3 separate regions of the Mus musculus genome follow, and regions 2 and 3 are each linked to region 1. The links are chromatin loops, found by intact Hi-C in ENCODE. Cell type or tissue: left cerebral cortex. All regions are shown on one strand. Region 1 has its middle 64 kb from the start of Il1b. Region 2 has its middle 6.8 kb from the start of AI847159. Region 3 holds the start of Gm14023 (predicted gene 14023).

Evidence for each region. Peaks named below come from ENCODE experiments on the same cell type or tissue, not always from the same donor. Only the 100,000 strongest peaks of a DNase experiment are listed, where the experiment ranks them.
Region 2: a loop joins it to region 1, with 5 times the contacts of the local background. A loop is called at or near these places in 9 of 42 quality-filtered maps.
Region 3: it touches region 1 in a loop (2.1-fold over the local background); 2 of 42 quality-filtered maps call a loop at or near these places.

Annotation. Positions count from the first base shown.
Region 1 is chr2:129,431,384-129,439,383 of GRCm38, reverse strand. No RefSeq gene overlaps it. Among named protein-coding and RNA genes, the nearest start is that of Il1b, 64 kb to the right of the region's middle. In left cerebral cortex, a CTCF peak has its summit at 4,003 (motif pointing right); a DNase peak (open chromatin) is centred at 4,048.
Region 2 is chr2:129,169,893-129,177,892 of GRCm38, reverse strand. It overlaps the pseudogene Gm14026. Among named protein-coding and RNA genes, the nearest start is that of AI847159, 6.8 kb to the left of the region's middle. In left cerebral cortex, CTCF peaks have their summits at 1,647 (motif pointing left) and 3,288 (motif pointing left); a DNase peak (open chromatin) is centred at 3,264; H3K4me3 peaks cover 234 bases.
Region 3 is chr2:129,297,267-129,305,266 of GRCm38, reverse strand. It overlaps Il1a (interleukin 1 alpha), which reads left to right. Exons shown (of 7, transcript NM_010554.4): 5 at 421-594; 6 at 2,270-2,394; 7 at 4,368-5,657. The coding sequence ends at 4,556. Gm14023 (predicted gene 14023) reads right to left here and starts at 7,897. Exons shown (of 5, transcript NR_040371.1): 1 at 7,865-7,897; 2 at 6,430-6,503; 3 at 1-113. In left cerebral cortex, CTCF peaks have their summits at 4,713 and 6,842; DNase peaks (open chromatin) are centred at 4,600 and 7,947; H3K4me3 peaks cover 805 bases; H3K27ac peaks cover 790 bases.

The DNA of each region.
Region 1 (8,000 bases):
TATTAGTTAGGGTTTTACTGCTGTGAACAGACACCATGACCAAGGCAAGTCTTATAAAAAAACAACATTTAATTGTGGCTGGCTTACAGGTTCAGAGGTTCAGTCCATTATCATCAAGGTGGGAGCATGGCAGTATCCAGGCAGGCATGGCGCAGGAGGAGCTGAGAGTTCTACATCTTCATCCAAAGGCTGCTAGTGGAAGACTGACTTCCAGGCAACTAGGGTGAGGATCTTATACCCACACCCACAGTGACACACCCATTCCAACCAGGTCACACCTATTCCAACAAGGCCACACCTTCAGATGGTGCCACTCCCTGGTCCAAGGATATACAAACCATCACATAAACATAAGTACACTGTAGCTATTTTCAGATGCACCAGAAGAGGGCATCAGATCTCATTACCTCATAGTTGTGAGCCACCATATGTTTGCTGGGATTTGAAGTTAGGCAGTGCTCTTACCCACTGAGCCATCTTGCCAGCCCCATGTTTGTTTTTCTACCTTTTTTTTTCTTTCGGTCTTTTTTCTTTTTCCACCTCTCATTCTCTCTTTTCTCCTTTCTTTCATTGTTATTTTTATTTCTTGCTTTTCCAACTTTTTCTCTATTTTGTCTTCCTCTTTTCTTTTCCCATCACTTTCTTCCTTTATTTTTCATTTTACTCTGTTTTTCTTTCTTAATTCATTTTCTCTTTTTTTGTATTGATTTGCTTTCTTCCTTTGTTCCTTCTGCCTTTTTGATTTTCTTTTTCTGTTCATTTTTTCTTTTTTCCTTTATTTTCTTAAATTCTGTTATTCTTTCTGTTTTACCTTTTCTTTTTCTGTGTTTGTCTTTCTTTCTTCTTTCATATTTTTTGTCTTTTGTTTATCCATTCTTGATTTTTCTTTTTTCTTCTTGCTTTGCTTTTTATTTTCTCTTGAGCCATCTTTCTATATTTCTTCCTGTCTTTTATTCCTTCTTTTTTGCTTTGTCGTTCACTCTCTGACTTTTATCCTTTCTCTCTTCTGTCAGTCAGTCTTTGTTTCTCCATTGCTTCTTATCTCTTCCTTTCTTTTGTTTTTCTTTCTTGATTCAGTTCTTTATTTTCCCTTTTTAAATATTTCTGCTTTTCATTCTTGCTCTTTCCTTCATCCTTACATTATGTTTTCTTTCTTCTTGTTCATTTTATCTTTTCTTAATTCACTTTGCTTTTGACATTCTGTCTCTCATGTTTTTCCTTCCTTTCTATCTTCCTTTTATATTACTTTTGTAACTTTTGTGTTTTATTTATCTGTTCTTCCTTTTCTCCTCCACTTTGATTTTTCTTTCTTTCACTTTTTTCTTTCTTAATTTTCCCTCTTCTAACTTGTTTCTTTGATTTTTCCCCTGTCTTTCAAAATATTTCTTCCTTTCCTTTTTTTTTTTTTTTTTTTTTTTTTTTTGTGTGTGTGTATTTCTTAGGGTCTTTCATGCTTCTTTTCTTTTTTATTTCCTTTCTTTTTATTCATATCTTTTTCCCTTTCTTTTTGTTCTCTTTTAAAAAATCTCTTTCTTCTTTTGTTTTCTCTATTTTCTTCCTGTATTTTGGATTTTCCCCACAATGTTTCTTTCTTTCTTTCCTTTGTTTTATTTCATCTTTCTATTTTCTCTTTTCTTCTTTCTTGTTTATTTATTCTGTCTTTCCTTTGTTCTTCCTTTGTTACTTTGCTTCTCTGTCTCTCTTCTCTTTCTCTTTCTTTTACCTTTGTCCTGATTGTTTATTTGCTTTCTTTTTTTCTGCCTCTTTTCATTATTTCTGTGGGGTTTTTTTCACTTTTTCTCTTCCCTGTATCTTTTTTTATCTTTTATACTTATTTTTTTCCTATCTCTGGTTTCTCCCTCTCTGTCTTTTTTCTTTTTTCCTTTCTTTCTTGTCTTTTTTTTTTAAACTTTTCTTCTCTTTCTTGTATTTCTTTCTGACATTCATTTTTCCCTTTTTGGTTGCTTTCAGTCTTTTGTTTCTTCACCTTTTTTTCCATTTTCTGTTTGCCTTTTTCCTCCTTTTCTTTGTTTCTTTCTGTCTTTTTTTTTCTCTCCCTTCTGGTTTTTTTTCTGTCTTTATTCTTTCCATTTTCTATCCTTCTTTTTCTTTTTCTTTATCTTGATTTTCCCTTCTTTCTCTTATATGTTTTCTTTCTCATTTAACTTCCATCTTCATTTTTTATCTTCTTTCTTTCTCCTTTCTTTCTTTCTTCCTTTCTTTCTTTCTTTCTTTCTTTCATCTTTCTCTTCTTTTTCTGTCCATCTTTCTTTCTGTCTGTCTTTATTTTAATCTTTTTCTTTCTTTGTTCTTTTTCTGTTCTTCAATCTTTTTCTTTCTGTCTGTCTGCCTTTTTTACTCTTTCCGTATGTCTTCCATCTTTTCTCTGTTTGCTTTCTTATCTTTATGTTCTTTTTCCATTTTTGGTTCATCATTGCTTTATTTTTTCTTCTTTTTTCTTTATCCCCTTTTTATCCCCCTTCATTTTCTTTATCCTCTCTTTTTCTTTGTCTTTCTTTTTCTTTACCCTTTTTCAACTCATTTCTTTCTTTTTGCCTCCCCTTAATTGTCTCTCCATTTCTTTTTTTATCTTCATTCTGTGTTTATTTATCTTCAGTGTTGCAAGATTATGTACATAGATAGACACTGTGTTACTTGAACACTCCTGTGCAGTGCAGCACCAGCTTGGTCATGTGCAGTGCTGTACTTCTACATCTGTGTGCTTTGTTGTATTAGTACAAGTGTATCCTCTTGTGCTGCTATAGAAGTATAGCCATGTGCGCTGCTTTACTTGTCATGACCTATATGCATCTGTGTTACACATATGTGTAGCTATAGCTCATGGCTACAGCTCATAACCTATCCACATCTGCATTATTTTCTGCCTATTGTTTATGTACTATTGGCATCACTACCTGAAACTCATGGTCTATAAGCACCTGTGTTATAGTCTGCCTATAACTTAACTCCTGTTGTTTAAGAATATGCATTAAACACTTCCTGTAACATGTGGTGTATAAATATCAGTATCACTTTCACATCCAAATTGAAAGCACACATAATCTAATGTATATACATGACATGAATAGTTTAGCTTGTTCTTTGTCCTTTTTTATTTACTGAGCAATAATTAAGGCTTTAAATTACTTGGAAACTGATTCCTATTAGCATCTAAACTCCACATTCATTCAAAAAGTACTCCTCTCTCACCTTCCCTCTGATCACTCTCCTATCTCATCTCCTTGACCTTGGGTGACCACACCCTCCTCAAGCCCCCAGTGTAGAAAAGATAGAAAGAGTTTTGTAGGTCTGTGGTGGTTTGAATGAGCAAATCCCTCATAAGCTCATATATTAGAATGTTTGAGCCTCAGTTAGTGGAACTGTTTGGGAAGGATTAAGTCTGACTTTGTTGGTGTGGACTTGCTAGAAGAGGTATGTCCCCACAAGTAGGCCTTGAGGTTTCAAAGCACATACCAGGCCAAGTCTTGATCTCTCTTCCTGCTGTCTGTGGATCAGGACATAAGCTCTCAACTACTGCTCCAGAACCATGCTTAACTGCCTGACTTCATGCTCCCTGCCATCATGATCATGGACTAACCCTCTGAAACAGTAAGCAAGTCCCCCATTAAACCCTTTCCTCTATAATCTGAATGCCATGGTATCCCATTCACAGCAATAGAGCAGTAACTAATACACAAGTTGGTATCAGGGACTTGTATCTTAAGGGATATCAGTGATGTGGTCAATAGTCAATAAATTGCCTTAAGGCACTTGCTAATATAAGCAGGACCACAATCAGTTTTTAGTTGTAGTAGAAATCCTAGAAAAGAGAAGATGAATAATAAATGATTAATGGCACCCAAGGTTGTTTTACTCCTGTTAGCAGAAGCAAAAGTCATATTTTTAAAGTATTAACTATTATAAGAACATATTTTAAACATCTAAATTCTGGAATATGAGAAATATCTGTTTGTCAAATGGTTTTAATCCTTCAGGATTAATTATGCCAGCAGAGGGCAGTGGTGTAAAAGAAAAACAAAAAGATAAAATTAATTGGATTTTTGGGCAGTCTGAAAAAAAAGTACCAGGGGCAAGGAGGAGGCCAGCACATTGGTTGGCTTGAACATTAGTGGATGCTAACAGTCCTGGCAAATTAGAACGAGCACAGATATGATTCATGAAGAAAGACTGATTTTTTTCATATAGATTCCTGAAGAGAGAGGATAACTGTGAAATAACATCAGTAGTGGGTTTGGATTTAAGTCTGGAAGTTTCTAAAAGAGAAACCATTGGAATACAATATGCAGAGTCAGTTACAATATTTAAGGACCCAGAAACATCCCTTAAAAGCTGAATGACTGTAGTGAGTTCAGATAACCAGGATGGGTCCAATCTTTTTTGAGGATGATGTTGGATTTGTATATAAAACATAAGCTCTTTGTCCTTTTGAAAAGCCATCTGAAAGAGCATACGAGTGGTCTCTACAGGATTTATTAGTTGTAATTTTAGATACTACTCATGGGGGTACCTTCAAAAATATCTTAAAGGGAGATCTTTAGGATAATGATTATTTATGTGTCCAGAGTAACATATAAATACTATCTGCCAAGTATTGTCAGTGTGGAATGAAAAATCATCCTGCATTTTATTTAATGGCACAGTGATTTCTGTGGTCTCTTTACCAGTAAGTTGTTTAAGACCGGTCCTTCCCATCATTAAGTCTATATTTTCTTTTAAATAAGGAGTTACAGATCATTGTGACATGTATAAATTCCTATAAGACTATAATGACCTTATTGATGTATAATTCCAGTAGATGAGGAGGAGAAAGGAAGGATAAATAATTCATAAAGAAGTAAGGGACTAATTCTCTAAGCTACCACTTTGGTAGCAGCATTATTAAGTAAGCTAATAACTCACTCCATTTCAGGTGTTATGTTTCTTACAGGGTTTGCCTAAGAGTCTCTGGAAAGCTACTTAAAGAGCAGAGCCAAATCTGTAGTGCCAATAGGCAGATAAGAACCTGCCAAACTGATGCGGCCCCAAAAGTTTTGTAAATAATTGAGGGAACATTGTTTGGGAAGTTCTAAGCAGGGAGGATGGTAAAATGAGGCTTAAGGATAGATTTAAAGTAGAAAAGGGGAATGCAAAATGTTCTTATCATCAGGATAAAAAAGAAATAGAGAAAAGGCCATCTTTTAAATCAAGAATAATAATTTAATGTATTTGAGGAATCATAACAGGAGCAGAAAGCCCTTTGAAGGGATCACCCCCCCCCCCATTTTTTTCATAGTAGTATGCCCCTGAGATCATGTAACAGTGAACATTCATTATTTGCCTTTTTATGGCTTACAAAAATACGGAAATTCTAGGGACCAACTGAAGGCTCTGTGTCCTAGTTGAAATTCCTATACTAGAAATCGGGCCTGTTTTAATTCCCTATAAAGGGGGCCTCAACATTCCTTAGCCTGAGTTTTCCATGGGGAAAGGGAGGAGACCTCTAGCACAGGCTGGGGCCACAGCTTGGTAGGCAGACTCGGGGTAGGGCTGAGATGGCCTCAGGGTCTCCCAGTCAGCCTCACCCTGCAGAGGTGTGTCCAGAGGATCCTCCTCTTTATGGTCCTCCTGGAAGGGATCCAAGCAGTGAGGGCATCACTGTAGTCCAGATGTTGAAGTAATTGACAGGATTTTATTCCTCTTTTCATGGTCTCTTCACATTAGCTCCTACTCCTCTCCAATTTTCACCACCAATGGTCCCTTGTTCAGGAAACCAGGGGCTAAGTTTTATAGTCACTTGCACAAAGTTGCAGAGCTAGTGCACTGAATATTTTTGCTCCTATGCATCTTCACAGGCATCTCAATAATTGTGTAAAGTGTGTTACCTTGGAGGCCTGAGGGGAAGCCACACCTATTTCACTCTCTCTTATGGTTACAACTGCTTGGCTGAGAGAACCAAATGCAGACCCTCCACTTCTATCAATATATATACATATTAACCTTCTGCGAGGGCCAAGCTCCACACATTAGGTAACATTTACAGCAGTCTCTGTGACCTCCATGGCCTTCAGAGTGACTATCCACAGGAGATAAGAAGGCAGTTCAGGTCACCATGACTCAGTAGTAGGTGTTGGTTCAAACTACCAGGGTCTGACTCCCAGTAGTTTATTTTTGGCATATGTAAGTACAGCACAATTTGGTGAAAATTTATTCTGGTTATAATTAACTCAATCTCACATCCACAATAAAGCATAGATAAATTTCTTTGAGGAACAAAATAAGCTAAATAAAAATTGTATATGACTTCACTGAAACTGTAAAGTCCATAAATATAGGTTCTATAGACTGACTGAGAAAAGCATATTTATGGAAAAAATGTTAACTTACAGATAATGCCCCTAGACTCATCTCAGGGACCCAAAAAATGGCTTATGTCATCATCTGTGGCCATTACCTGCAACCAGATGTGGGCGGTGCACTTAGTAGAGTATAAAATGACTGCTTGTGACTACCGTGTCCCTCTCTCTGTGTCTCTCTCCCTCTCTTTTTCTGTTCCTACATGTTCCCAGCTGCCCAGCCTTTCTCTCTGTGTGTCCTTCTCTGTGCCTCCTTCTCTGCTCCCTTCTGTCTGCCTGCCTCTACCCCTTCTCCAGGTCCTCACTCCCCTCCTTTCCCCCAAATAAACTTCCTTTATGTCAGGTCTATCACATGGTGTGTTTTCTCAGGGGGTACCTTGGCATGGGCTGGCCAATTATCCCCCTACCCACACGGGCTCCACATTATATTTTATAACAAAGGGTATTGGGGGAGGATCTGATACCAGAAAAGTCTCCAGCCAGCCACAAGCATAAACAAACATCATCAGGCTATTAAACACAGCTGCTCTCAGCACTTGGGGCAGATAATAGGTATAGCATTCCCTTGAAGGAACAACCCTGAGTGGTTAATGTTCTAGGTCCCCCAGTGCTTACCTATGAGCACAAAGATCTTAGTGCTTCCTACAGGACACAGGCCAAGTTAAAAAAAAAAAATCTGCTGGAGAGCTAGGGTACCTGGATTAAAGTAAACGTGGGGAATGTGGGATATGCAGGGGCTAAAGCAGAAGTCAGAAGTACTACATGAACGTTGTTAATGAGCTTTGATTTTGTTCCAAGGGTAACAAGTGAGACTTTCTATTGTGGGTGGTCACATGGTTGTGGCTGTGTTTCCTAACAGATGTTCCTAACTTAGTCTGGGGAAAGACCACAATAAATGTATGGCATGACATTGTGAATGACCAGGATGTTGATAATGATGAAGATGGCTAAATTTAAGATATATCCAGGATGTTTTAGCAATGATATAGACTCCAGGAGTTGATGAATGGATGGCAGCATCCTGCATTTTTGGAAACAGGGTAGTGGCATTCACGGAGATACAGATTACTAATAAAGACCTAGAGTGCATTTCCTGAGTGACAAGGGAAAATGGTCCAATGAATAAAAACTACCCAGCAAATAAGGAAAAGTGTGAAAAAAAAAAAACCCACAACAGATCCAGCAACGTGAGTCACTGTAACCTCCCCAATCTCAACTTTATTTTTTATTATAATATTAAGACTATTAATGGAGTAGATTAAATTTATGTTGCTGTAAAAAGTAGGGTAGGAAAACTAAAGAAAATGGCATAGTTCAACAGAACATGTGAGACCAAAGCAGGAACAACATAGACGATAGGTTAAGGTTTGTTTGCAGTTAAGACAGTTAAGAATAGGCTCCTGGTCGTCCTGTGCAGGCTAAGACATCTGTAGTTAAAGAGAAAGTTCCTGTTTGTCTTTGCTAATTCCTTGCAAGTTAAGGCCTCTATTTGAATTAAGAATAGGTTCCTGTTTCTTAGATATGATGTAAACAACAAAACATGTTTTTCAACCTACACTACTAACTTGTGACCCCATCCACATGATGTAATCCTTACCCCTCTTCCTTCCCTTTCACTATATTTTTCCAAGGATGTATAACAGCCAA
Region 2 (8,000 bases), 260 kb after region 1:
CCCTGCCCCGCCCCAACCCCGCCAGGGTATTTCCCCAACCCTGAGGCATCAAGTCTCTGCCAGATTAGGAGCATCTCCCACAGAGGCCTAGAGCACTTTTAAATCACCCATCCCAGGCCTTGTCAAAGTAGCCATGACTAAAGGAAATCACAGAGATTAAATGAATTGTTTAATTAATTGCTTCATGCGTCATAAAAGTTTGATTGCTTTAACTATAAAGAGGCAAGATGGAGGTCAAAGGGCATTATCTTTTAATTTGTTTATTTCTGTTTTTCATTTGATTTTAGGGTTCTCCATATTCTTCCAAATTTTACTCTCAGTTTTAATTTTGCAGTGGCTCCTAAATGTCATGTCAGAACAAAAGGCTCTGTCTAGAAGTCCTGTTCCCACTCCATCTGCTTTATCCCTCCTGTCCTGTCTCTGCCATGCCCTACAGCAGGTAGCTAAGCTCATTAGTCTCTGCTTTTTTTTTTTTTTTTAATTTCTATTTTTGTTCCTTTTTTCTTGAACAAATAGGTACCTGTTCTTACTTCTTCCCCTAGAGGGTATTCTTGAGGTAATTTCTTTCACGACTGCCTCACCACCACAACTACCACCTCCTCCTTCTAGTCCTTGTCCTCCCACTCTGCCACCCCCCTCCTCTGGTGTCTGCTGGCTGGGAGGATCAGGACCAGCGACAGCCCATGACAAAGGGATTTGTTTTGTGTTAATCCTCACTGGAGTTAGTCATAGTGACAAGGAAATAACATTCTTCCCAGGGCTAGCTTCATTTCAAATCCTGGCCAGAGACCTAAAGAGACCTACGTAGCCTTGTGAGGGGTTACGTAGCCACAGCCTAGTCCCTGCAACTGAGGAGGCAAAGAAGTATCCACAACCAAGCTTCTGCCTTGCTCATCCTCCTAGAGGAGGACACAATGCTAGTGTACACTGGCGTCCTAAAAACCACTTGTAAGACCTTTTCAGGCTCATGCAGCGTCCAGGAGTCCTGCACACGTTGCAGGAAAACCACGCTCTGCATCTGTGCTGGCTAGTTTCACGTCAACTTGACACAAGCTAAAGTCAACCGAAAGGGAGGAACCTCAATAAAGAAAATACCCACACGCCTTTAATCCCAGATTGGGCTGTAGGCATACCCGTGGGGAATTTTCTTAACTAGTGATTGATGTGGGAGGTCCCAGCCCATTGTGTGTGTGTGTGTGGGGGGGGGGTCCTGTGTTACATAAGAAAGCTGGCTGAGCAAGCCATGATGAGCAAGCCTGCAAGCAGCACCCCTTTATGCATCAGCCCCTGCCTCCAAGTTCCTGCCCTGCATGCGTGCCTCCCTTTCCCACTTTTGATGTGAGCTGTTCTAGAGAACTAAGAATGAAACAAACCCTTTCTTCCCAAGTTGCTTTTGTTCACGGTGTTTCTTCACAGTTATAGGAACCCCAGCTAAAGCAATGCCTATACCTTTTTAAAAACATGAACTTTAAGAATTGAAGACTGGGGCTGGAGAGATGGCTCAGCAGTTAAGAGCACTGACTGCTCTTCCGAAGGTCCTGAGTTCAAATCCCAGCAACCACATGGTGGCTCACAACCATTCATAATTGAGATCTGACGCCCTCTGCTGGTGTGTCTGAAGACAGCTACAGTGTACTTACATATAATAATAAATTAATCTTTGGGCCAGAGCAAGCAGGGCTAGAGTGAGCGGAGGTCCTGAAGTTCAATTCCCAGCAACCACATGATAGCTCACAACCATCTGTACAGCTACAGTGTACTCATATACATACAATAAATAAATCTTTGAAGAAAAAAAAATTGAAGACTGGCAATCCTCTGGACCCATAAGATCCCATTTCAAGGCGAATATAATATGTCTGAGTAAGTTAGTTTAAGTTATAGAGAGATGGCTGAAGGAGTGGAGTGCCTCTGACAGGAGTGTCCATTGGAAAAAGTGGGAGTGGGAGGACTCTTGCCTTGGAGTCAGGCTGTCCACAGTGGGTTCAGAGGCTGTGACTCACTGAGGAAAAGGAGTGCCCTGGGCCCTAGGGGAGGCTGCTTTCTCCAAACAAGCTGTCTTTGGCTAAGGAAGGAAATGAGGTAATCTCGGATTAATCAGCAGCCACCAGCCTGACAGATCTGAAAGTTCAACCATGTCCAGCTACTTCTGCTTATATTCACCTTTTTCCTCCAGGGTACCACGACATTAACATGCCAGGTTCTAGTAAGAGAGGGCATAGAACCCCTCCTTGGGTAGGCAGCAGCTCTTCCTCTCTGGACCTTTAACTTTCTCTTCTATTAAATCAGGAAGTAATTGATCACCAATGATGCAACTCAACCCATGGTCATCTTTCTCTCTCTCTCTCTCTCTCTTTCTTTCTTTCTTTCTTTCTTTCTTTCTTTCTTTCTTTCTTTCCTTCCTTCCTCCCTCCCTCCCTCCCTCCCTCCCTTCCTTCCTTCCTTCCTCCCCCCTCTCTCTTTCTTAAATAAAAATTGTTGATACAATATATTTTGATCGTATTCTTTCCCATCCCAACTCCTCCAAAATCCTCCCCAATTTTAAAAAATAATTTTGTAGGTGTTTTGCCTATAGGTATGTCTATGTACCTGGTGTGTGCCTAGTGTTCCAGAGGGCCAGAAGAAGGTATCAGATGCCCAGAGACTGGTGTTACAGATGGTTGTAAGCCACCATGTGGATTCTGGGTAACCAAACCAGGGTCCTCTGGGAAAGCAGCCAATACTCTTAACCATTGATCCATCCCTCAAGCTACCTCCTCCTCCTCCTCCTCCTCCTCCTCTTCCCCCTCCTCCACCCCAGCCAAATTTCTTGTTAGAAAAACAATAGAATTGAGCTGTTTTTTCACAAGGCTCACCTCCCTCCTTCAACATAGCTGCCATCATCTTCCTAAAACAGCTTCACCAGTTAGGCTCCCCACCTGCCCTTGAAGCTATTTGACATGCCAACTTCTAGACTTACTGCAACCAACCTTCCACCTCCAAGACTCTAAGAATCTATGCCTCAGAGAAACAGAATCTGAAAGTGAGTGGGAATAGAGAGCAGCCGGCACAGGGAGGAGCCTTTAACCCAGGATCCTAGATGGGGAGTGTGGCGGGATGCCAGGCTTGGGGAGAACTCAAAACAACCTTTTTACACAGTGTCCTTGTGCGTCCTGTTTCTCTAGTGACGCTGCTGCCAGCAGTGGGCACCACGTTCAAGCTCCCATGGGCAGTGAGGGGGCAAGGTACCCATCTGCCTTGTTGGCTAACCAGTGACTGGGGAAAGTGGTGCCTGAGTTCAGACTGCCCTCTGCTGGGATGTTCTAAGTCAAGGCACCCGATGGAGCACTGACTGCATCCGGTCATCTCCCAAGGAGTACCTGGACCTCCTCTCCTTATGCTGTTAGTATCTGCTTTAGGGTGAGGCTTCAGATCCAGGCCTGCAGGCCACGTGACAAGATGCTTAGTCGATGGGGAACCTTCACGAAGTCTGGCTCAGGTGTCACACAGAATCATACAACTGCGGAATCTTTTTTTTTTTTTTTTTTTTTTTTTTTTGGTGGAGAGGGGTTTATATTTTTATTAGGCCTGCTTCTTTCACTTGTGCTGGTTGGTTTTGGCAAACTGTAGTCATTTGGCAAAAGGGAAATCCAGTTAAGAAAAATTCCTCCATCTAGGTTGACGTGAGCGAGTGCTCCCTTGGGCAGATGGTCTTAAGGTGTATCAGAAAGTAGGCGGAAGAAGGCCTGAGAAGCAAGGCAGGAGGCAGGATTCCTCCATGGCTTCTGCTTCCATTCCTGTCTCCAGACTCCTGCCCTGAGGTCTCTTACTGATGCAGTGTGACCTGACAGTTGTAAGATAAGATTAACTCTTTCTCCCCTAAGTAAATTTTGGTCATGGAGTTCACTGCAGCATAGAAATTCTAATACATGTGCTTTCCTATTCAGTAGTAAGTGTGACAGTTCATCTTCACTGGCAAATAAGATTTAAACTCAGCATGGAATCACACCTCTGGGTGTGTTTGTGAGGGTGTTTCTAGGGAAGTTTAACAGAGCGCGATAGACTCACACTGAAAGTGAGAGGCACCATCCTGTGGAGTGGGGTCCTACACTGAATATAACGGAGAAAATGAAGACAGCAAAGTTGGCGCCAGCATTCCAGCCGTGGCTGTGTAGGTAACTTCAAGTTCAAGGCTGAAAATCCCAGCCAGGACACAAAACCGGGCAGGATTCTCATCACCTGCAGGCAGGAGAGCACAGAGAAAGGGTCAGGAATTGGCAAGCAGGCTTATACATATTCATATGGGGGAACGGCACTTTCAGAAGGGTCCATTCCAGCGCATGCTCAGTTTAAGATACATAGATTTGCGCCTGCTTGGTTAGGACTATAATTCGGGAAGAGCCTGGAGCTGAAAGGCATTCCTCCCCGCCCCCCGCCCCCCAGGCATTGTGGAGATGCTCAGTGGGAACTGGCACTTTCTGGTCACTTCCGGCTTCCAGCATCACTTGTCATCCACCATGGTGTGCTAGAAAAGAGGACTCCAAAGCAGAACTGGTTTTTATTTCCCCACCCAGCTTATTTTAAGGCATTCTTTTTTGGGGGTCAAGGGGGCGGTTCGAGACAGGGTTTTTTTTGTTTTTTGGTTTTTTTTTTTGGTTTTTTTGAGACAGGGTTTCTCTGTGTAGCCCTGGCTGTCCTGGAACTCACTCTGTAGACCAGGCTGGCCTCGAACTCAGAAATCTGCCTGCCTCTGCCTCCCAAGTGCTGGGATTAAAGGTGTGCTCCACCACGCCCAGCACGCCCGGCTATTTTAAGGCATTCTTTAGTATACTCTTCAACCACATCTCAGACACGTCCCACCTTATGCCTATGTCTTGTCTTCTTGCTCTTACTCTTTCTGTTCCTCTTTTTGTTTTGTTTGTTTTTTTTCCTAGACAGGGTCTCACTTTGTAGCCCTGGATGACCTGGAACTCTATATGTAGGTTAGGCTGGCCTGGAACTCACAGAGATCCATCTGCCTCTGCCTCCTTAATGCTGGGATTCAAGATATTAAAGCTTCTTTTTACTTTTAATTTGTTTTAATGATTTATTTATTTTTATTTCCTATGCATTAGTATTCTGCCTGTTTGTATTTCTGTATGAGGGTGTCAGATCCCGTGGAACTGGAAGAGCAGCAGCCAGTGCTCTTAACCTCTGAGCCATCTCTCTGGTTCCCCTTGTTTTAGATCTGAATTATAACCTTCCATCGCTTTAAAAGTTACTAAAATCTGTGGACCCTAACAGAGTCCCAGGCAACTTTCCCTCCCTAGCTGCTTTCCCAACCTCGATATATTTACTTATATCTCTCCTCACCCACTCCATTTCTTTCCCCATCCTAATCTTATTAGGTAAAGTCAAAGTAGGTACCACACTATCCTTTGTAGGTTACCCTCCAGCAGTTATTAAAGTTATAGGACCACTGTTGTTAGTTGGCTGGCATGACACTTGCACGGTAGTGGCTCTCCCTGTAATGTCACACTGAAGGAAGAATCCAGAGCTTCCACCAGGACCTCTGAGTTCCAGCACTGAGAAACTGTTTTCTGAACTGTATACTCAGCTCTACCACATCCAGACCACACAGGAACATTGCAAATACTTCAACTGAGAAAATAAAACTGATTAAAAATTAAACCAAGGGGGCTGGCGAGATGGCTCAGTGGGTAAGAGCACTGACTGCTCTTCTGAAGGTCCTGAGTTCAAATCCCAGCAACCACATGGTGGCTCACAACCACCCATAATGAGATCTGACACTCCCTTCTGGTGCATCTGAAGTCAGCTACAGTGTACTTATGTATAATAATAATAATTTATTTTAAAAATTAAACCAACCTGGCGTGGTGGCTCACGCCTTTAATCCCAGCACTCGGGAGGCAGAGGCAGGTGGATTTCTGAGTTCGAGGCCAGCCTGGTCTACGGAGTGAGTTCCAAGACAGCCAGGACTATACAGGGAAACCCTGTCTCAAACAAACAAACAAACAAACAAAAATTAAACCAAGCAAAGAAATAACACCACATGCACAAATCCCAACCCAGTAACATAAGAAATACACACACACACACACACACACACACACACACACACACACATACACACACACACAAAACAACAAAACTCTTCCCAAAAAGCCCACTGCTCCTATAGTACCGGTGTATAATAAGGGTGAGTTAGATGAAATCCCAGATTGTGGACTCAAGATTCTAAGTGTGTTCAAGGAAATCAAAGAGCGTAAGCTCCTGGCTGAGAACACAAACAGACAAATGAAGTAAGAAAAGTGCTGCAAGACAGGAGAGAAATTCAACAAAGAGATGGAAACACTGAGGAAAAGCCACCCTGAAATAATAGACATAGAGGACATAGTAAGTCAACGAAAAATCTCTGCGGAAGTCTCATCAATAGGACCAACTGACAGAACGCTGGAGCCTTTAAGCACGGTGACAGAAATGGAACAAACAAGGACGATGATAAACAATAAGAAGGTGTGAATGAGATTTCCAAGTTACATGTAGCACCATGAAAAGACCAAGCCTACTGATAACAACAGGGGTAGAGGAAGGAAAACAGTGTCTTTCCAAAGGCATAGAAAACATGTTTTTTTCTCTTTTAATAAGGGGTTTTACTCAAAAGGGTAGCTTTGAAAATCTCTAGCTTGTTGTGAACCAGAAAGCCAGGGGCCACCTCATCCTGACACCACTGGAGTCAGTGTACCTCTGAAACAAAGCCACTGTGAAAAACGAGGAGGACTCGAGTCCTACTTTGATTTAAGGAAAAGGACAAGTTTTTAATACAGCAAAACAGAACACAAAAAGTAAACAAATCCTTAGAAATCACTAGATATATGTGTGTGTTTATATAATTAGGATCATCATCAACATTTTAAGCCATTAAAAATCAGGTTGCCACCTCACCTTTTCTTTTGGTACTGGGGATATTCTTATTAAGAAATCCAGCCTCTATTTCAATGGCCTAGCCCAGCTTTCTCTCCACTGTGCCTCATCTCCACCATCCACTCCAGAGTCCAGCCTCAACTCTGCAGCCAGAGGCAGAGCCAGCACTCATTCTGGAGTGAGGACAGCAGGCCTGCGAGCATAGCTGAGCACGGACCTCACCCTTTCCTGGAGGAGCAGCAAGTGCCCACAGCTGGTCTGCAGTCGTTCAAGGGTGCCTCCTCTCCTCTCCGCTGCTATTCACTACTTTTTTCTGCCTAAAAGCAAGATGGCAATCTTAATCAAATAGGGAAGCTAGATCTTTAAAATAACTTAAAAATCACTTTTATATAAAGCAGCAAAAACATATCTTCCTCTCTGCGATAAGAAAAATGTTAACAAGGAACATGGTGATGTGGTGGGCTGTACAAAACTTCTGCTCGACTGGATCCCATGAGCATCTCAAAATCGCTCCTTCACCTTGGCCATGCTGCCTGAAGACTCTTCTCCAGTCACGTTTTCACTTTCTTCTGGGCTTAAGCTTTCATTTTCAGACCTGGTCCCATTAGGGATCAAGTTTTCCCCATTGACAAGCCCATTTTCAGCAGCCTTGACTTTGCTGACAGTCTCTGTGAGGCTCAGAGACTCCTGCACACCTGCCTCCTCCTCCAACTTTCTCAGGACCAGAGGGAGCCTTGAGTCCCCCACACCACCCTCCAAGAGCCCCAGGTCACTCTCCTCGTATCTCTGCGGTGGTGCCCTCTCCTCCATGTGTTTACGGTAGTACTCCCAGTTCGCGGCCGCACTCTTCACTGCTTTTTCCAAAATCTCCTTTTCACCCAAGCACAATTTGATGGCCATTGTGGCCCGGACAGAGAGGTCAGGATTTTTCAAGACGATCTTATCTTCCTCAATTGTTGTCTTATATGTTTTTAAAAGAAGTGAGGCTCTATCTTCCAGAAATGTCCAAAGTTTGACCTCATTGTCCCAGCTGACAGGAAACTCTGCGTTCCCCAGAGTGAAGATCTTGTCAATGGCGCTGTCCCCTAGCAAATGCT
Region 3 (8,000 bases), 130 kb after region 1:
ACTTGGGAACTTGCTTCCCGGTGGGAAGTAGATGCAGGAGAATCTTTGTGATTCCAAGTCTATTCTTGTCGGTCAAGTGAATCCCAAGCCTGCCAGGGCTCCATCATGAGACCCTGTAGGAAAAAATAAAAAGGAAGAAAGAAACAAAAATGGCTAACAAAAATGTTAACATTTCTCAAAAACTTTCTTTTAAAAAGTAAAATAAAAATACTACATGATGAATTGATTTACAAAAGAAAAACCAATAGTACAACCCCAGGTAGGATCAAGCCTTCTGGTGTCTAGTTTCAACTCTGGTGTTCCACTTGGATTAGCTACCCTCCAGTCCTTCTCAGAGCATGTCTTATGCTTGTACTGGCATGTGTATGTCATCTAGGTTTGTAACTAGGCGGTAACCTGAACTTCTGGTAATGATTTTAGAGACCATCCAACCCAGATCAGCACCTTACACCTACCAGAGTGATTTGAGATACAAACTGATGAAGCTCGTCAGGCAGAAGTTTGTCATGAATGATTCCCTCAACCAAACTATATATCAGGATGTGGACAAACACTATCTCAGCACCACTTGGTTAAATGACCTGCAACAGGAAGGTAATGATCAGTCGGTCACTCCCCCCCCCTCGCCCCACCCCCGAGTTTCATTGCCTCTTTCAAACTTTCTGTTTTCAAAGCACAGAGTTATCTACATCCCTGGCTTTTCACAATTCTTCTAGAACAGAACGAAGCACTCCACTCCCACAGTGGATCCCTGCAAAGGACAGAATATGTGTTCCAAAAGACAGCTCACTACTCCAGAGCAGAGAGCTTCCTGATGTGCCTTTTCCTTGCTGCTTACAGACATTCCCTATCCTAATTGTTTTTATTTTTTAAAAAGATTTATTTATTTATTTATTTATTTATTTATTTATTTATTATATATAAATACACTGTAGCTGTCTTCGGACACTTTTTCTTCTCGCTCCGGGCCACTTGGCCCCAAAGATTTATTTATTATATGTAAGTACACTGTAGCTGCCTTCAGAAGCACCAGAAGAGGGCATCAGATCTCATTACAGATGGTTGTAAGCCACTATGTGGTTGCTAGGATTTGAACTCAGGACCTTCAGAAGAGTAGTCAGTGCTCTTACCCGCTGAGCCATCTCTCCAGGCCCCCTATCCTAATTTTAAAGAAGAGAAAACTGAGCATCACAGATATTTAACGGATAGAGCAGGGAGCAGTCAGTCCCTATCTGTTAAGAGAACCTGATGATCAGAATTACAGCTAGCGTTCATCTAGGAAGAGCTTTTTTTAACTTTGATAAAGTAACAAGAAAACCAAAAATCCTTAACTGCCATGGGATCTGAAGGATGGAATTCCGTGCTCAATATTTCTTGTTACACAGACCCAGTTTCCATAATGAACCTGTTTTAGATGCAGAATGCATCATCAATATACGAACTTGTTTTTAAAGACCCACAGAAGGAACTCCTTATAAGTAGGCAGGGTTCTTTCTGAATAGAGACACTGTGCACACTTCAGTTAACAGGCTCTTTATGACTTTTGTAAATTATTGTGTACTCTATTCCCTACTTATCTCACATGATTTCCTCCACATACTGACTTAGTAATCATATTTCTACTAGGCCCCCAAACTCTTTCTTTTTGGTGCTAGATATCAAAACCAAGCCACACACACAAAGCATGCTCAGTCACTGACTATAACCCCTGCCACTATTGCTCCTATTGTTTATTTACATTACATTTCTGGTGGTACCAGTCATTTTACTATGCTGGATGTGTGTGTGTGTGTGTGTGTGTGTGTGTGTGTGTGTGTGTGTGTGTGTGTGTGTGTGTTAGAGAGAGAGAGAGAGAGAGAGAGAGAGAGAGAGAGAGAGAGAGAGAGATCACTCCATTTTAAGCAACTAGGAACTCATAAACCAAAAAATGTCAAAGTCTTATTCCACTATTTTAACGAGAAGAAATTCAGCAATAATTCGGTCCTTAAGCATTCTACTCACATAGAAAACTTTTATTTTCCCACCTAGTAAGTGCAGCAGGCATTGTAAATGAAAATAATAATGTGTAAAGTCCCACTCCTGAGCTCCACAAATAAATATGATGTATTCATTTACACCATTTACACCATAGTTGGGAGCACACACACACACACACACACACACACACACACACACACACACACACACACATCTGCCACTATCTAAACCCCTCTTCTTATATAAATAAATAATAGTGTATTTACTTCCTTTCTGGCTCTTTCTTTGACAGTAAAATTTGACATGTATGCCTACTCGTCGGGAGGAGACGACTCTAAATATCCTGTTACTCTAAAAATCTCAGATTCACAACTGTTCGTGAGCGCTCAAGGAGAAGACCAGCCCGTGTTGCTGAAGGTCAGTTGGCTTCCATCTCAAACTTGTCCTCATTCACCTCCCACTGTTTGTGACCAATCACAGTAAGCAGATGTCCCTCCTAGGATGACACAGTCTCCTTGCAGCCACAGCCACCACCTGCTCACCTTTCCTCCTTGACCCTATTTGCCTCCCATCCCAGAGCATCCATTTGTTCTGTTGATCTTTAAGATGACATCCACCATCTGATTTACACAGTACAGAGCACTGTGACAATGGAGCCAGCCTCTGAAAATCTCAAACAAGCCCACTGAGATCACAGAGGAGTTAACAGCTCACTGGTTCACACGAAGCCAAAAACTAGGAGCCACAATACTCAAGCCTTAGCCTTCCCACTCCAGTGGTCCATTGATAATGCTATTGTCTCTCGTCCCATGCCCATATTCTCTGTGACCATCTCCCTCAAACACACACGTACACATCCACATTTTAGCATTAGACATTTTTACCATAGAGAAGCATATAACTCTCGTCCAGTAAATGTATAATCCAATGCCTCCTGTCCTAAAGTATATGTGGGTGTCTGTATTTCTCTGTGAGAATCAAATGAAAGTATTATCTACTGAGTAGGGCAGTAGCTTCATTCATGAATCCCTTCAACAAGCTATTAATTACTGAAAGTCTTCTATTTTTCAAGCACAGCATTAAAAGCTATCTAGAGTGGTGAGCCAAAATTCCTAACCTTATGGAACACAGTCCTCTAGTACAGTAGATAAGTCAAATAGACAACAACAAAGTAAGATGTTGGACAGAAAATGCCCAAGACACTAAGACAGAAAAATGGAGGAGTGTTATTTAGAGGGAGGGACAAGAGCAGACCCTCTGAGAGACAGACCAGCTAATACAAGGTAGGGATGGGACATCCCAACAGAAGGATCTCAGTTCACTATAAAGACCTGAGTTCCCTAGAGCTTCATGAGCCCACAGGCCAGCTGCAAGTAACAGCGGAGCGCTTTTGGTCCTGGTCATTTGGTATACAGTTGAAAGCCACCAAAGGCTTTCAGAGGGTGCAGGGTGCTGGTGCCATTTATATTTCTTAAATAGACAATAGTCCAGAACAAAAGCACTAGAGAGAGCAGAGAGCTCAGCTGGGAAGTTAGAGAAGAAGCACAGTAGAAGAATACGGTGACCATGTAGACAGGAAGAGGACTGTGTAGTCATTTGGAGGTAGAATAACCAAAGGAAGGGGGTAAAAGGGGGAGATGAAGAGGTTTGGATAGTACAGGTCTTAATGAAAGTTCAAAGCCCAAAGGAAGCTAATCAGGTTGCTTTCTTAGATTTAAAAGAATACAAAAGGGGGAGGGTCTCAACAACATGGAATCCGCAATATATTTTGCCATGAAGGTTATTATCGGGTTGTATTCATACTCAGAGGAAGAACACAGTCTAAAAGGGTTATCCCCAGAGCAGTCAGCTGCTCAGATCAGGGAAGCCGTGTGGAGTTCCTGGTACTTGCTGTTGTGTGTATGTACATGGTTTACTTTCAGATTGCAACCGAAATGCAGAGGTAGACGTCATCCCACGCTCCACTGTTTTTGTAAAGGTTTAATTTGAATACTCAGGGGTCAGAATGTTTAGAAGTCTTACAATCTTCAGTGTTCAGACTTGATGAGAGTTCCCTGTGCCAGCATTAAAGACAGGATGTACACAGGCAGCGTTTCACCCCCACTTGTCTGGATTTAGGACATTCAGGTATCATTGACAGTCTTCATGACTCACTGAGATTTCTCTCCAATTAACTAAGGTAATCAACTCTTATGGATCATCTGGACCATACATCAAATAGGCATGCAGTAAATGCTTGATGAGTGACCAAATGAAAGAACCCAGATCGCAGAGGCAGGCTCGAGAGCGCTGTTTCTCATGAAGTCCAGATACTGGAGGGTTGCCCTTCAGGGTTTTTTTTTTCCCAATGCCTTCTTATGCACTAACAGAATTCTATTCTGCTATCACAGGAGTTGCCAGAAACACCAAAACTCATCACAGGTAGTGAGACCGACCTCATTTTCTTCTGGAAAAGTATCAACTCTAAGAACTACTTCACATCAGCTGCTTATCCAGAGCTGTTTATTGCCACCAAAGAACAAAGTCGGGTGCACCTGGCACGGGGACTGCCCTCTATGACAGACTTCCAGATATCATAAAAGCAGCCTTATTTCGGGAGTCTATTCACTTGGGAAGTGCTGACAGTCTGTATGTACCATGTACAGGAACCTTCCTCACCCTGAGTCACTTGCACAGCATGTGCTGAGTCTCTGTAATTCTAAATGAATGTTTACCCTCTTTGTAAGAGAAGAGCAAACCCTAGTGGAGCCACCCCGACATATGATACTATCTGTTATTTTAAAGAGTACCCTATAGTTTGCTCAGTACTAATCATTTTAATTACTATTCTGCATGGCATTCTTAGGAGGATCAAAAAGACTCTACACATATTACAGATGGGTTAACAAAGGGATAAAACAACTGAAAAGCACACTCAATGCATTTGGAATATAAATTCACAGACCAATCTCACTGTGCACCTTCGGCTTCAAAATGCCAGTTGAGTAGGATAAAGGTATAAGAACTTAATGCTGTCATTTTCAAAAGGAAGGGGACAATAGCTACATCTTTCCTACCTCAGTGGGTTTTACTCCAGTGAGATCATTTGGATGAAATCCTCCTGTAACAGACCTCAAGAAGGAGACAGACTGTTGAATGTTATTTTTAAGTTATTTTATCTATGTATTTATAAATATATTTATGATAATTATATTATTTATGGAACATCCTTAAATCCTCTGAGCTTGACGGCACCCTCGCAGCAGGGTTTTCTAGGTGGTCAGTTAGATGTAGTCTCCTCTAGAGCTCCATGCTACAGACTTTTACACTTTTTCCACAGCCACGAAGCTCTCCGTACATTCCTGCACTTGGGAGCCCTTTCATCATGATCTTAATCTGTGCTGTTTACTTTGTGCATCTAAAATGATAATTGAGTCAGTCTTTCTCCCTCCCGTCCTTAAAGCTGTCTGGGTATTCTTACATCATTCAGTCTCACCTGTAACTAACACCAACCATCTAAAGATGGAAAGAGCTTAACTGTGACAACCACATCACTGATACCTGAAGTTTCTTTTCTAGAATGTAATCAGTGTTTCCCCTGGATTCCAATTTTTTTTTCAAACCACAGTGTCATGTAACTATCAACAATAACAATCAACTCATTATTATTAATCATAATTAAATAAAACAGGTTTGAGCTGATGTATTTATTTGTTATCTTTTCTGTTTGGGTTTTGCAATGGGATGGTTTGGGTTTTGTTGTTGTTATGTTTTGTTGTGATGCAGTGAAGGGGTTTTTGTTATTTGTTGTCTTTATTACTTCACTGCCTAAAAGTTAGGGACAACTGGTCAGCACTCACGTAATTCACTAAAGTTAGCATCACCTTACAAAACCAGGATTCCACACAGCTCTAAAGGAGATGTCACCATCAAATCCCTCCCCTCAGAGGTCAGGGAACCCTGTGGAAATGGAGACAGGAGTCGGGGAGACAGAAGGGATGTGAGAACAAGGCCTTCTAAAATAACTGAGCAAAACCCATATGCGTTCACAGAGCCTGAAGCCTGAAGCAGCAGCCGCAGGGCCTACACAGGTCTGCCCAGGTTTCTGTACACACACTCTAGCTTTCAGTTTATGCTCTGATGGGACTCCTGAATGGAAATGAGTAAGTCTCTGATTCTTCTGCCTACTCTTGGAGCTCTTTCATTTTTCTGTTGGCATAGCTTGTCCAACTTATATATGATGATTTCTGTTTTATCTTACTATATTTTGCTACATTTTGTTGTTTTCCCCAAAAAATGCATTTAAAAAAAATTCAGGTTCCATAGCTTTTCTTTCTTTTTTTTTTTTTTTGCTAGCTGCCAGTATTCACAGATAGATAGCACTGAAAATTATAATATTTCCAGGCTCAGTTAAAGGATACAATCCATATTCAGTACATGTGTATGCCGATGTAGATGTCCATACAAACTCACCATATAATGTACCACCAAAACCAAGTAGTGGTTTTAGAGACAATACAGCAGGTTAGAAGCTGCTTTCCTGTGACCTAATGAAAAAGAAAGTCAGAATCAGGAGTAATAGACTCTATTTTAGAAAGTGGGGTTGGAAATTCACAGAAACAATAATTGAACACCTGAAATGTGCAGTAACCCTTCACCCAAATTCTTGTACATAGCCCCGATAAGACGTGTTGAGCTTTGGTGGTATCCAAGCTTTTGTCTGTCTGCAGTAAGTAGCCATGTGTTACATCTCCTCAGGGAAAGTCTTGTCACACAAGTGGATGTCGGGATGTCAGACCCTATGGAGCTAGAGTTACAGGCAGATGTGTTATGTAATATGGGTGCTGGGAACCAACTCTGGTGGCCTGCCAGAGCACTGCATGCTCCTTACCCCAGCCATCTCAGCGCTTTTTATCATATTAAAAAACAAAAACAAAAGCAAAAACTTTTGTGATTTTTTTTTTATTCTCCTTCACTCACCTGATAATGTTTAGGTATGCCAGTGATAACCTTTTCCTTCTCTTTCCTTCATGATTTTTTTTTTCTTTCTAGCAGGCCTTTGTTAGCATTTTAACTTTACCTTGTAGATGTTTTTCTGTTTAAATAAACTATTATGTTTCCATGTTTTATTTCCATTCTTAAATTTATATAATTCTGTTCTTTACATTTTCTATTAGGAAATCTTTGTTATTCTTTTAAAAACTCTTCTAACCCCTTGCCCTTTTCTCTTCCCACCATAACATCCTTCTCCAATAAATATCTTTTACGAGATTTGCTGCCTCATATGACTTTCGCGTTGGAAGAAGCCAAGAAGCAATTGACAGAGGAAGGGAAGAAACAAAGAAGTGGAGCGGGGCAGAGGCTCCTGAGCTCCTGGGCTGAGCTGGAGATACCCTCCCCTGGGAACTGCACTGCCTCAGCTGACGAGGCTTCCTCTCAAAGCTGTGTGGTTCCCCGGCTCTGATGTCTCAGGGTGTCCTTCCACAGGAATACCTTCTGACCCTCAGAGCTCTGTGGTTTCTGGGTTTCCGAGTCTCAGGGTGCCTTTCCAAGGGGACACTGTCCCACCTCAGAGCTGTGTGGCTCCTGAGCTCCTGTGTCTTAGGATGCCCTTCCCTTGAGACACTTTTGACAGATTGCGCCATTTTGACAGCTCCCGCGAGCTGCTCAGGGACTACACGGAGTTATGTTGTTTCTGTCCGGTATTCGGCTACAAGAATGAGAACAATAACTGATACGGACCATTTTCGTTTGGCATGCTATTATTTGCAGCCAAAGCCAGCCTAACTGATAGCACAGAGACTTAGGCTCCGGCTTGTTTCTCCCCGTTTCTTCAACTGTCACAACCGTCCTTAACCCAAATTTGGCTACAATTAGAGCCACTCCTCCGCCAGCCAGCATCACCCACCAGCTCCCACCTCAGAGGCACCGCTGCGGAAGTGACCTAGCCATAGGGCGGGCCTTCTCAGAAACTCTCCAATCGCAGAGCCTCAGGGGAGGTCCCCAGTGGGAATCGCCGAATGTCCATTTCCTGTTATCCCGCC